2 separate regions of the Homo sapiens genome follow, and region 1 is linked to region 2. The links are chromatin contacts, found by Hi-C or POLR2A ChIA-PET in ENCODE. All regions are on one chromosome and are shown on one strand. The core of a region is the stretch at or near the end of the contact, and the rest is flanking DNA. Distances in the headings are between cores, read along the strand shown.

Region 1 (6,598 bases), core at 3,770-6,269, 140 kb before region 2:
AGAGAAGGTGAGAACAACACGCAGCTGCCTTACCATTCTTGAGAAAGGGAGCTTTCCTGCTGCCACTGGCACTTCTGAAACACAAAGAAGCAAGAATTAGATTATGCCGGCTCTAGACCCCAGGTCTAGGGGTCTGAGGACTGCTTCTGCTTCAGGGAGCTTGGTCCAGCAACTACCCAACCTGGAATTCCTCAAGGAAAGGTGATGAGCCACCAGACAATGGGGCTGCCAGAAAGCTGATGTGATCTTGGGTTCCATAAACAGAGACAGAAATTCAAAAATTAGGAAGGTGACAGTCCAGCCTATTCCTTGTTAGTTAGATCCCACTGGAATTGTTGTGTCCCATATAATAATTATAAAATAGCAATTCAGCAGTTATTATGTGCCGGGCATTGAGAACACATGATTTTAACTCCTCTCCACCCCTATCTTACTGCTGTGTAACAGAGGGAAGAAAGGAGATAGTAGTGGATGCTGTGTTCTGCCATCAAGAGCCCTCGCGCAAGTCTGAGGCACTCATTTCCCCTGCTGCCAGAAATATTGACCACTCACTGCAAGTCTCTTCCTAGGAATTACCCTCAGAGAATGAAGCTGCCTTGCCCAGGGCTGCATCCACTACCCAGGAACAGCCCATATCCCATGTCGGGTTGATGTGGTTACAAAGGGCCTGATCCCCTCGCCCAAAGCTGCCTGTAGGATCATCTGAAGCCTCTGTTGTGCTGCATGGAAGTCAACTTCCCTCATCCTTCATGGATGTTACTCCCATGAACGCTCCCCAGTAAATTGCATGTATAGCTCAGAATCTGTTTCCTGGGGCATAGGTCAGTTTAACGAACTACGAAAGAGGCTCAAAGAGGTGACGCAATGCAGTTTGTTAAGGCAGAGGTAGGATTTTCCCACACGTCTGTTGCAGTCCAGAGCCTGACTCTTTCTACATACACTGGTGTACCCCTCAAGGTCTGGCTGAACTGCTTAAAGGACATGAGCAAACTGTGATGTGACTGACAAGCATGATGGGTGGATGAGGGAACTGGAGCTATGTCTAATGGCACAGGTGGAAGGAAGGGCGTTTATGTAAATTAGAGAAGGGCAGGATGCTCCCTGAAGTCTCTGAAGGGCTATCCTGGGGCTGAGGGAGAGATGGACTCTTTTCAACCTCACAAAGCAGAGCCCATCTCTGTGAGGAGGCTGCAGGGAAGCAGGTTTGGGTTCCATATGAAGCAGAATTTTCTCTCAGTGGGAGCTATGCCACAGTGAAAGAGGCTTTCTCCAGAAGTAGTGAGTTTCCCATCACTGGAGGTGTGCAAGGCAATGTAGTTTTATATTTTCCTGGAGATGCTATTACAGGGTATTTCCACAGAGAGAGGGAAACAGAAACTTAGACTAAGTCACCCCAATGTGCTGTTTAAGCCTGGCATTGGGGTATCAAAATGCAAACCTAGACCTGTCACTGAACTGCTTAAAACCCTTCCATGTCAAATTGCCCAAACTGAAAGTGATCCAAATGTCCTTCAACAGGAGAATGGATAAATAAATACAATGGGGCACTACTGAACAATTAAAACAAGCAACTGATACATGCAATAACGTGGCTGAATCTCAAAAATAGTTTGCTGAGCATAAGAAACCACACACAAAAGATTATATACCCTATGATTCCATTTATGTGAAATCCTAGAACAGGCCAACTAATCTATGATGGAAAAAAATCACATTGGGAAGCTGGGGCAGGAGGATCACTTGAAGCCAGGAGTTTGAGACCAGCCTGGGCAACATAGCAAGACCTCATCTCTACAAAAAATTTAACAATGAGGGCAGGTTGCAGTAGCACACACCTGTAATCCCAGCGCTTTGGGAAGCTGAGGCAGGTGGATCACCTGAAGTCAGGAGTTCGAGACCAGCCTGACCAACATGGTGAAACCCCATATCTACTAAAAATACAAAATTTGCTGGGCGTGGTGGTGCACACCTATAATCCCAGCTATTTAGGAGGCTGTGGCAGGAGAATCACTTGAACCCAGTAGGCAGAGATTGCAGTGAGCCAAGATTGTGCCACTGGACTCCAACCTGGGTGACAGAGCAAAACTCCGTCTCAAAAATAAATAAATAAATAAATAAAAATAAATTTAAAAAAATTTTTAAATTAGCTGAGTGTGGTGGCACGCACCTGTAGTCCCAGCTACTTGTGAGGCTGAGATAGGAGGATCGTTTGAATCCAGGAGGTTGAAGCTGCAGTGAGCTATGATTGCACCACTGCACTCCAGCCTGGGCAACAGAGTGAGACTTTGTCTCTTAAAAAAAAAAAAAAAGTGTCAGAGCACTGGGATGGGGGCAGGGATTGACTGACATAGGGGAATTTCTGGGGCTATGGAAATGTTCTGTATTTATTTTTCTTCCCTAAGTCCTTGTCTCAAGAGGTCCTGTATCTTGATGGGGGTTTGGGTTACACGAGTGTATACATTGTCAAGATTCATCGAGTGATAAGATTTGTGCATTTCTTGATATTTAACTGTTAGGGAAAAGAAAAGCATTTAAAAAATATAAAGCCCTTCCGTGGTTCCCTGTCCTGATCACTAAGCCTCCCTATGGACCTGAGCTGCTTAGTCTTATGTTTAGGGTACTGCGTAAGCTGACCCTAAACTTGCTTCTTGGGCTGACTTCCCAGTACACCTCTCCATGCCCCAGCTATTCCTCTCTGCTCACGGGTCCTAGATTGGGCCCTGCTTTGGCTCATGCCATGTCCCCTCCCTGAAATGTCTTCGTCTCCGTTCTCCTCCCGCCGAATCATACCCTCCTTTCAAGGCTTGATGCTGCCCCCCAGTGAAGCTGTCCTTGACGTCCCCAACAGTTTCCTGAGCAGATCTGGATGGAGGCTTCTTTCACACCACCATGTACTGTCCCACTCACTGGGTCACCCCGCCTCCCTATGCACCTGAGCTCCTTGGGGTTCCTTTATGTCTGCCTTTGCGCAGCACTTGGTTCAATGTCCTACACTGTGGGTGTTCAGGAATTGAATACTAAAGTGCATTGGTGTAATCCCAGCACCTTGGGAAGCCGAGGCGGGCAAATCTTGGGGTTGGAAGTTCGAGACCAGCCTGGCCAACATGGTGAAACTCCGTCTCTACTAAAAATACAAAAATTAGTTGGGTGTGGTGGCATGTGCCTGTAATCCCAGCTACTCAGGAGGCTGAGGCAGGATAATTGCTTCAACCTAGGAGGCAGAGGTTGCAGTGAGCCAAGATCGTGCCACTGCACTCCAGCCTGGGCAACAAAGCAAGACTCTGTCTTGAAAAAAAAATTTTTGTTTAAATAAAAAAAAAAATTAAAGTGTATTGGGAGGAGGGGGTGTTCAGAACTCTAAGATGTCAGAGTTTCTTTCTGGGGGATGTGGGGAAAAGCTACATTTACCCCCAGGCTGCCCTTGACCTTGACCCAAAATGCCCCCTCCTCACTCAGCCCAGGCAGTAGTCTGAAATGTGCAAAAAACAAAAACAAAAACAAACAAACAAAAACCAAACTTCTTCAGAGCAGGCTTTTCAGTGTTCCCAACTGCTCAAGGAGTAGGTAGGTGTAGGTGCCAGGCTGGGCGTAAGCAGGCTGCTCCTGAACAGGTCCCCAGACCCGTTTCCCTTTCCCCCTGTGCCCAGGTCTGTTTCCAGCTGGGGAAATGGGTGTGGGACTGGCCATGAGGTCAGTGGCCCTGGATCCTGCCAGGCGTTGCCTTATAACTTATGGCTTTTGTCCAGGCGGGTCCTAACTGGTCTCCCCGCTTCCCTGTTCAGTTTATTCTCAATGTACCAACCAGAGCAACCCTTGAAAGACATAACTCTCTGCTCAAAGCTTTCAGTGCCTCCCATTTTAGTCAGAGGAAAAGCCAAGTTCTTATGTTGGCCAACAAGGTCTTTCCCGGTACAGTTCCAATTTGCCTCTCTCATCTCCTCTCCTATCACTCCGTACAATGTCCCCTCCTGCCACACTGGTCTTACAGTACCTCAGTCACTCCAGGCATGCCCCTGCCTCAGGTCCTTTGCACCTGAGCTGTTCCCTCTGCCTGGAATCTTCTCCCAGATATCCACATGGCTTAGTCCCTCATCTCCTTCAAGCTTTGCTCAAACATCGGACTCTCAGAGATACCTCCCCTGATTTGAAATTGCAACCCCCTTCCAGTGCCCATCACCCTGCCAAGTATTTTTTCCTTAACTTTTATCAGCTTCTAACATACCGTTTAACATACATTGTAACCATCTTGTTTATTGCCTTTCCCCTTTTCCTCTACCCCATTGGATTTATGCTCCATCAGGACCGTGCTTTTTCTGTTTGGGTCACTAATCTGTCTTAAGGGCTCAGAACAGTGCCTGACATGGTAGCTGTGAGATTGCAGGGATGGCCCAGATCCTGAGAGGGCCCTGCCCCAAGTATATGTGTCCAGTCCTGGGAAAGGGCTCTGTCGTGCTCACATGGCTGCCCAAGTCCCAAACCACAGCCTTTCAGAGAGATCGGGAGCTCAGAAGACCTCGGCCAGGTCTCTCTTAGCATCCACCACCCTGCACCCAGCATACTTGTCAGTCTCTCCTGAGAGCTGGGACCTACCTGCTCCCTTCTGTCCCCACAGCCTCCAGCCCAATAGTTGCTCAGTGCAGCTTTGAACTGGAACAATGCCCTCTTTTACAGCTGGAGAAACTGAGGCCCCAAGAGGGTAGGGGACTTTGGTAATTCTGCGCCAGTCAGGATTTGAACCCAAGTTTCTTTTCTCCCAGCCCAGAACTTTCCCCAGCACAGTGGAGGGTGCATATGCAGAATGAAGGTACATGGAAAAAGCTGAGGCCTCACAGGGTGCTCCAGGCCCTGCTTCTGCTCTCACCCCAAGCTCACCTACCAACACAAAGCCACAGAGAATCCAGGTTCTGCCCACTCACCCCTGTCCACAACAAGGAGGGCAGCCAAGGCCAGGGCGATTACCCACTGGCGGACGGCCATGCTGATCCTGGGATAGTGTAGCCTGAGCTGGCTGGGGCCTGCGCCTGAGGAAGGATGGGGGCCTATTTATAGTGCCGCTCTCCTAATCTTATCTTATCTAGGGCCAGATGGAGAGACCAGAGTTAATCTTTGCACGCTGACATCCGGAAAGGGCTTGCTCTAGGTGCAGATGCTGAGCTTTTGATGAGATGGGGCTGTGGCCATGGGGCTGGCAGGTTTCCAGAGTGACAAAAAGTTTGGACAACTTGCAAAGCTGACTCCAATCTGAGGGTTGGAGCAAGGAGAGGAAAGTTGAAGTAGAAAGAGAGAGAGTTCAAGGCAGAGAGAAGGGGAAAGAGATAGAGAAAGAGAGAAAGGAAAAAAGCAACTGGAAGATGGCAGGAGGCAGAGAAGGGGGCTGGAGCCTGGATTCCTTTGCCAGTGCCTCCAGCAACCAACTCTGGGACCTCGGTAGAGCCACTTTTCTTAACTGGGCCTCAGATCACCCATGCACGAAGTGGAGATGAGACTTTTGGCTCTGCCTTTCTCCCAGGCTGCTGTGAGGATGGCGGCGGTGATAGCAGACGGGAAAACATTTTGCAGAATATGAAATGAGCTGTAAACGTAAGCAGAAATGATCATTTTTACTTACTTTTATTTCACTTATTTTTTTGTACCGCAAAGTGGGCACAACTAACAGGCAAAACAAAGGCAAAATAAAACATTAAAAGGAAGATGCCTTCTTGCTTTGCAGGTATTATGTGTTCATTTGCTTTTTTTTTTTTTGAGACAGAGTCTCACACTGTTGCCCGGGCTGGTGTGCCTGGCGCGATCTCGGCTGGCTGCAACCCCTGCCTCCTGGGTTCAAGCGATTCTCCTGCCTCAGCCTCCTGAGTAGCTAGGATTACAGGCACCTGCCACCTGCCCAGCTAACTTTTTGTATTTTTAGTAGAGACGGGGTTTCACTATGTTGGCCAGGCTGATCTCGAACTCCTGACCTCGTGATCTGCCTGCCTCGGCCTCCCAAAGTGCTGGGATTATAGGCATGAGTCACTGCACGCGGCCTCATCTGTATCTTCATAGGTTAAATAAAGACAAGATTCTTTTAAAGAAAAATCAGTTTCTAAAACTCCCCCATACTTACATAGTATACATTAATAAGTCATTTGGATATTTGCTCTCAAAGAATTTCTGATATATAAAATACATTTTATTTACATACACGTTTCTCTAATTCATTTAGATCAGTGTTTTTCAGCTCTGTCTGCAGATTGGATTTCCCTGGGGGAGAATTTACAAATACAGATGCTGAGCTTCGCTCTGAAATATTTAAATCAGAATCTGTGTTTTTTTTTTTTAAAGAAAAACTTTATTTCGAAAGATTTCAAGCCTGCAGATAAGTTGCAAGAATATTCCAATGACAAGGCGAAGGATTCTTGTTTGAGGACAGCCCCAGCCAGGTGCGGTGGCTCATGCCTGTAATCCTAACACTTGGGAGGCTGAGGCAGGAGGATTGCTTGAGCCCAGAAATTAGAGACCAGCCTGGGCAATATAGCAAGACCCCAACTCTAAAAAAAAATTTTTTTTTTAATTAAAAAAAGAACAGTCCCTTTGGGGACACCAGCCATCCAGTCACCTCTAC
Region 2 (6,756 bases), core at 4,101-6,600:
ATTTGCCCTGCAGCGAGATGTGTTCCAGGGTCACCAAGAGTAGAGAGAGGGCACAATGATATCACGGTGTATTTGGGGAGAGTGAGTGCCAGGTCACCAGGCAGGGAGCCTGGAAAGACAAGCCAGGAGGAAGCCATACAATGACCATTACGTGTGGCTGTCTCTGACTCCCCACTTGCTGTGTGATGCTGGGCAAGTTGGTTCCCCTCTCTGTGTCTCTGTGTCTTCTGTAGGAAGTGCCCTGCTGTTGACTTTTCCTCTTGCCCTGCGACTAACCTTCTCTGTCTTCTTGAGGGAAGTCCATTTATTTCTGGGTCATCATTTGTAAAAGCAGCAGGATCACCCCTTCCTGCTCTCCTCCCTCCCTGCCTCCCTCCCAGGGCTTCCTGGAGCATCACGGGGTAAGCTATTAAAGTTCTACCTGGTGAGGGAGGGCTGGCATGGCGTTGGAGACATCTCCCTCTTGTGCCCAATGCCATCCACGCTCCATTGCTGTCCCTCAGAAGTGCTTCTTTGTCTCCATCCTTCCTCTCACCTGCTCTTCCTTAACTTCCAAAACTCAGGCTTCCTGATCATCCCCTACCAAGCTCAGCAGGGTCAAGAGTACCCAGGGGCCTGAGGGAGAAGCACAGGGATGCGGACAGGGTGGCTGTACCTCTGCTCAGCTCCCAGGAGTAAGAAATAGGGTTAAGAGGAGCGTGGGAGCAAACTCCCTACCCAGGCTTCTTTCAGCTGGGCCATCTGTCCTTTGACAAAGGGATCTAGGATTTCCTGACCTTAAGAAGGCTCCCTTAAGTGGAAATGCAGATAAAAATCACAAAGAGATACACCAATTTGGATGGTTATTATTTTAAAAACCAGAAACACAAAATAAGTGTTGGCAAAGATATGCAGAAATTGGATCTGATGTTAGTCATTGTTGATTCAGGGTAAAAGAAAAGAAGAAATTGGAATACTTGTGCATTGCTGGTAGGAATGTAAAATGGTGGAACCCCTATGGAAAATGGTATGGAAATTCCTCCAAAAATTAAACATGGAATTACCATAGAATGCAACAAGTCCATTTTTAGCTATATACCCAAAAGAAATAAAAACAGGAGCCTGAGCAGATACTAGTTCCTAGCACTATTATTCACAGTAGCCAAAAAAAAAAAAAAAAAAAAAACCCACGAGTCCATTGATGGATAAACAAAAGGCGGTATATACATACAATGGAATATCGGTCAGCCTTAAAAGGGGAGGAAATTCTGACATATACTACAACTCAGATGAACCTTGAAGATATTATGCTAACCGAAATAAGTCAGTCACAAAAGGACAAATATCATATGATTGCACTTAGACGAGTCAGCTAAAATAGTCAAACTCACAGAGACAGAAGGCAGAATGGTGGTTGTCAGGGGCATGGGGAAGGGAAGGGGAATGGGGAGTTATTGTTTAATGAGTACAGAGTTTTAGTTGGGGAAGATGAAAAAGTTCTGGAAATGGATGGTGGTGGTGCAACAATATGAATGTACTTTATGCCACAGAACTTTACATTGGCACTCTGCCCCCGATGACTGACTTTTCAGTTGCTACCTGTTCCCATTTAAAAATGGTTAAAATGGGCCGGCTTGGTGGCTCATGTCTGTAATCCTAGCACTTTGGGAGGCTGAGGCGGGAGGATCACCTGAGGTTGGGAGTTCTCGAGACCAGCCTGACCAACATGGAGAAACCCTGTCTCTACTAAAAATACAAAATTAGCCAGGCGTGGTGGTGCATGCCTGTAATCCCAGCTACTAGGGAGGCTGAGGCAGGAGAATCTCTTGAACCTGGAAGGCGGAGGTTGTGGTGAGCCGAGATTGGGCCATTGCATTCCAGCCTGGGCAACAAGAGTGAAACTCCATCTCAAAATAAATAAATAAATAAGGTTAAAATGTGGAGGCCGGGCGCAGTGAGTGGCTCACGCCAGTAATCCCAGCACTTTGGGAGGCCAAGGTGGGCGGATCACTTGAGGTCAGGAGTTTGAGACCAGCCTGGCCAACACAGTGAAACCCCGTCTCTACTAAAAATACAAAAATTAGCTGGGCGTGGTGGCACATGCCTGTAATCCCAGGCACTCAGGAGGCTGAGGCAGGAGAATTGTTTGAACCCAAGAGGTGGAAGTTGCAGTTCATTTACTTAGCACGTCACTGCACTCCAGCCTGGGCAACAGAGTGAGACTGTCTCAAAAAAAAAAAAAAAGGTAAAATGATGCATTTTCTGTTATGTGTATTTTACCACAGTATGAAAAAATAAGAAGACTCCTGTGGTGAAGGCTTCGCCTGGTCTGTTCTGCTCTGGAGGTGGCAGCGCATGGTGGTTAGTCCCAGCATCTTCCTGGAGATTTGAGCGTGAGACGTGCTGGCTGTGTGGGCTGTGCCACCTGAGGAGGATTGGCCAGTCATAAGGACTCAGCCTGGTTGCTGAATCCAGCTGGGGACCTTGACCCCAGTGACTGGCTTTTCAGCGGCTACCTGTTCTCGAGACAAATGCTGTCCTCCCCTAAGGAGTCTGGGCTGTGGCAAAGCTATGACATAGGTACAACCGTCCTTTTGCCAGGTGGGGCTTAGGTGGAGAAGTTGAAGCCTGGACTCAGTCAAGATCTCAGGACTGGGAGCAAGGAGCCTCTTACTCCCAGGGTGCCCACTTGGTTCCCACTGACTGTTGGTGGAAACTAGGGGCTGAGCTGGAGGCTTTTTAGAGGAAGAAATGACAAGCTGGGGGCTGGATTATCCCTGGGGGTGAAAATGGAGTCAGCTAGATAGGTTATGTCTTGAAGGAGAGGAGGGTCCCCTGGTGTCAGGAAGCAGAGCCTGAACTCCATGTTAGACCCTGGATTGGAGAGTGGGCAGGACACTTGGGAGAGACAGGACTTGGTACTGGCGAGGGTACTACCACACCCATTCTGGGAGTGGACTATAGAGAAATAAATCCTAAAAGTGGACCTATCTTTTGACCTCACAAGTCAACTTCTAGGAATTCATCCTAAGAAAACAAAGTCACACCCCAAGATGTATGTGCGTCAGTGTTCGCCCTAGTGCTGTTTGTAGCCCTGGAAAATGAGAAGCCACCGTCAACGGGGGACTGTGCTAAGTAAAATGAAGTACATCCAAACAATCAAGTACTATGCAACCATTGAGAATGATGAAGTGGATCTATATTTATCGATTGGAAAGAGGCCTAAGGAAACAAAGGAAACTACAGAATGGTCTTTCCATATGAGGCAGGGAAATGTATGAATAATTTAGTGCAGAAATTACTCTGTAATTGTTTCTGGGAGCAGATGCATGAGCAAAAAATTGAAGATGATTTTCCTTCTCTACATAGCCTGGGGCCAGGCCCCTGTTCTAAGCGTCCCCGCCCCACCCTGGGCTGAGGCCTTTGTTCAGAATGTTGGCCCTGTTGAGAGGACATGCTGGGTTGTCTTCTGGGAGGAGTTGCATTCCCCATAAGTCCCCCAGTCTTGGAAGGGTGATGCAGGGTTCCTCCCCTGGGGGAATGGTGGAGGCCTGAACTCTGTTCACAGGTGGTGGGAAATGGCATGGCTGTAGGAAGGTCTGAGAAGGCAGAATGGGAGCTCAACACAGGCTGGGGGGGCTTCTGGCAATTCTCTCAGGTTTAGAAAAATAGTTACAACATTTCTTGCCACTCTTTTGTGAGGGCAATTGAACTGTCAAGCCTCAAGACACTAAAGAATGGAAAGAATGCGGTAGGAGAGGAACACTGTCTTGGCTCTGGAGGGGCGAGATTCGCCTCTTGTGCCTGATCAGAGCTCGACAAGGGGGACCCCTTTTCTAGTAGATCTTTGACTCCAGAATCTAGGAGCCCTGTTGCAGAGGGAGGCCCTGACATCTGGATTTTGACACAGACCTGAGCCTGGAGCTGTTGGAAACTCATTTCTGGGACAGATGTGGAATGCTGGACAATCAAACGTCGCCGGGGCCTTTGGAGTGCTCCCTGTGTCCTGTTGCGGTGGCCACAGTGACTTTGGTCTCCCCTGATGACAGAAGCACAGGAGAAAGGCCAGCTCCATGGCCCAGCTCTTAGTTCCCACCTTCCTCCAAGGCGGGCCTGTGGGGCAGGGAGGGTGCAGGTGGACTCGTGAACCCCTCACCCGTGTTCACCCTCCATGAGCACACTCGGCGCTTTCCCACGTACCGTGTGTTGCTCCTTACAATAATTCCAGCATGGGAAACTTAGGCTCAGGGAGCTCACATGACTTGCACAAGGTCACACAGAGTTTGGGTCTGACACAGACCTCCTGAGTCCCAGGCTAGGGCTCTGGCCACTGGACCATGACCCAGCTCCTCATCCACACAGTGTGGGAGCAGGGCGATGGAGGCTGTGAGGTTCCTTGCCCCAGCCAGGGAAGCTGTGGCCTCAGCAGCACTGCCGAGAGAAGTACAGCCTGGATCCAGGGCTGGAGCCAAGAGCACCTTTGGGATGAGATTGTTTGTGTTTTGTTTTGTTTTCCCTTTACTGTTTTAGAGGACTTAGGAACCTAGTAAACTTGACAGCGACAGTTCCGTATACCAGGGGCATTGCATTGGTGTCACCACGGTCTGGGAGATGTACAGGAATGGTTAACACTGAAACAATCCATGAGGATGCAAGGAGGCCTGAGGCGTGGGGAAGAGGGAAGAAGGGAGACTCCTGAGGGCTGGGGATGCAAGTGGACCTGAAGACATGGGGTTTTCTGCCTCTGAGGCATCACTCTGGGCAGCAACAACCAGTTCCTGCTTCATGGACAACACAGCTTCTTAATCCTCCTGGACCTGCCCTGCCTGGGCCAACACCTGGTGCTCAGGAGGGCTCAGCACAGTGTCTGTCTGAAGACTGCGGGGACCCAGAAGTCCAGGTGGAGACCTAGGATTCCCCAATAAGGCCTAGATGCCTGCTTAGTTCTCCCTTTCTCTTCTGGGCACCTTTCCTCCCCGACTGTACACCCTCTTCCCAAGGGAGAGCAATTGCCACACTATTCCAAGACCCCCCTGTAAGTTCTCAGCCAAAGGCATTTTCCTAAGCAAAGCCAGGGGCTGTGGTTTGTTTTGATGACAAGCTGAATCAAGACTGCTAAAAAGCAGGCTGTTGGGTTTAACTTCATCAACTCCAAGCCTCAATGATTTGTGTTCCATGTGGTTTGCTCTGGATAGACACTGACCTAGTGACAATGAGACTATGGAATGGGGAGAGAAGAATTGCATGCTGAGGACAGGAGAAATCTTCCCCATGAACAATTTGTCTGTTGGGCATGACATCTCATATGTCAGCTTGGGCCATTCCTACCAGCTTGGAATGCTCTGTGTCTGACTCAGATGCTGTGTGTGTCTCAAGGGCGCTGGGCTTGGTGGCCTCTGTGAATTTGGCTGGCAGATCTTGGCCCTGCTGGCTCCCAGGATCCATGGGCACTCTTCCTGTCTTGGGTCTACCCTGTCGTGCAGGTTCACTGCCCACAACCTCCGGGAGACTGTTCCAAGGGTTTTCTTTGTGGGAGACAAGGCCTGCCAGGCCTTTCCCTGGCCCCTCTCCAACCCTGATGTCAGTACACATCCTAGCATACTGCTGGGAATGCCTCAATTTGAGGGAGTGCAATTAGTTGAGGGAACTGAGGAAGTGCTGTAATGGGAGTCTAGGGTTGACCCCTGGGTGACCAAGGCCAGAATGTCAAAGGCGTTTGAACCAGAGCAACTCCATCTTGAACTGGGGCTGGGTGAAATAAGGCTGAAACCTACTGGGCTGCATTCCCAGAAGGTTAGGCATTCTTAGTCACAGGATGAGACTGAAGGTTGGCATAGGATACAGGTCACAGACCGGGCGTGGTGGCTCACACTTGTAATCCCAGCACTCTGGGAGGCCGAGGCGGGTGGATCACTGGAGGTTAGGAGTTTGAGACCGGTCTGGCCAACATGGCGAAATGCCATCTCTACTAAAAATACAAAAATTAGGCATGGTGGTAGGCGCCTGTAATACCAGCTACTCGGGAGGCTGAGACAGGAGAATCGCTTGAACCTGGGAGGTGGAGGTTGCAGTGAGCCGAGATCACACCATTGCACTCCAGCCTGGGCAACAAGAGTGAAACTCCGTCTCAAAAAAAAAAAAAAAAAGATACAGGTCACAAAGACCCTGCTGATAAAACAGGATGCTGTAAAGAAGCCAACCAAAACCCACCAAAACCAAGATGGTGATGAAAGTGACCTCTGGTGTCCTTACCACTCACTATATGCTAATTATAATGCATTCGCATGCTAAAAGACACTCCCATTCCCATCAGTGCCACGACAGTTTAAAAATGCCATGGCAATGTCTGGAAGTTACCCTATACGGTCTAAAAAGGGGAGGAACCATCAGTTCTGGGGGAAATCCCCACCCCTTTCCCAGAAAACTCACGAATAATTCACCTCTTGTTTAGCATATAATCAAGAAATAACTATAAGTATACTCAGTCAAGCAGCCCACTCCGCTGTTCTGCCAGTGGAGTAGCCATTCTTTTATTCTTCTGCTTTCTTAATAAACTTGCTTTCGTTTTACTCCATGGACTTGCCCCAAGTTCTTTCTTGCACAAGATCCAAGAACCCTTTCTTGGGGTCTAGATTGGGATCCTTTTCCTGTAACAAGATCATCTCTCTACTCCCCATCTGGAAACGGGGTCAGGAGGCTACGAGGGCCTTTCCAAGCTGCCATTTTGTATTTCTAAGAAAACTCTTCAGCCTGATTATAGTTACTGCTAGGGTGCTA

What was found. Hi-C counts contacts between places; a loop is a spot of excess contacts on that map. ChIA-PET counts read pairs that join two places held with the same protein, here RNA polymerase II (POLR2A). Pooled maps may share reads with other maps.
Region 1: a loop to region 2 is called in a map of K562, with 2.2 times the contacts of the local background. The contact joins the promoter of SPINK4 here to the enhancer-like site in region 2. A Hi-C loop is called at or near these places in 7 of 168 maps with a recorded cell type or tissue (K562, esophagus muscularis mucosa, gastrocnemius medialis and 2 more) and 8 of 50 pooled maps. POLR2A ChIA-PET finds 5 or more read pairs at or near these places in 4 of 52 experiments (OCI-LY7, PC-9, Panc1 and 1 more).

What each region holds. Positions count from the first base shown.
Region 1 is chr9:33,238,588-33,245,185 of GRCh38, reverse strand. It overlaps SPINK4 (serine peptidase inhibitor Kazal type 4), which reads right to left and starts at 5,019. Exons shown (of 4, transcript NM_014471.3): 1 at 4,917-5,019; 2 at 34-74. The coding sequence starts at 4,977.
Region 2 is chr9:33,100,290-33,107,045 of GRCh38, reverse strand. It overlaps a transcript of B4GALT1 not described here. Among named protein-coding and RNA genes, the nearest start is that of MIR12117, 5.0 kb to the left of the region's middle. Within about 2 kb of position 5,350, at least 10 of the 41 ENCODE cell types and tissues checked have a DNase peak (open chromatin) inside an H3K27ac peak, as active enhancers do; they include PC-9 and gastrocnemius medialis, where a contact is called at or near this core.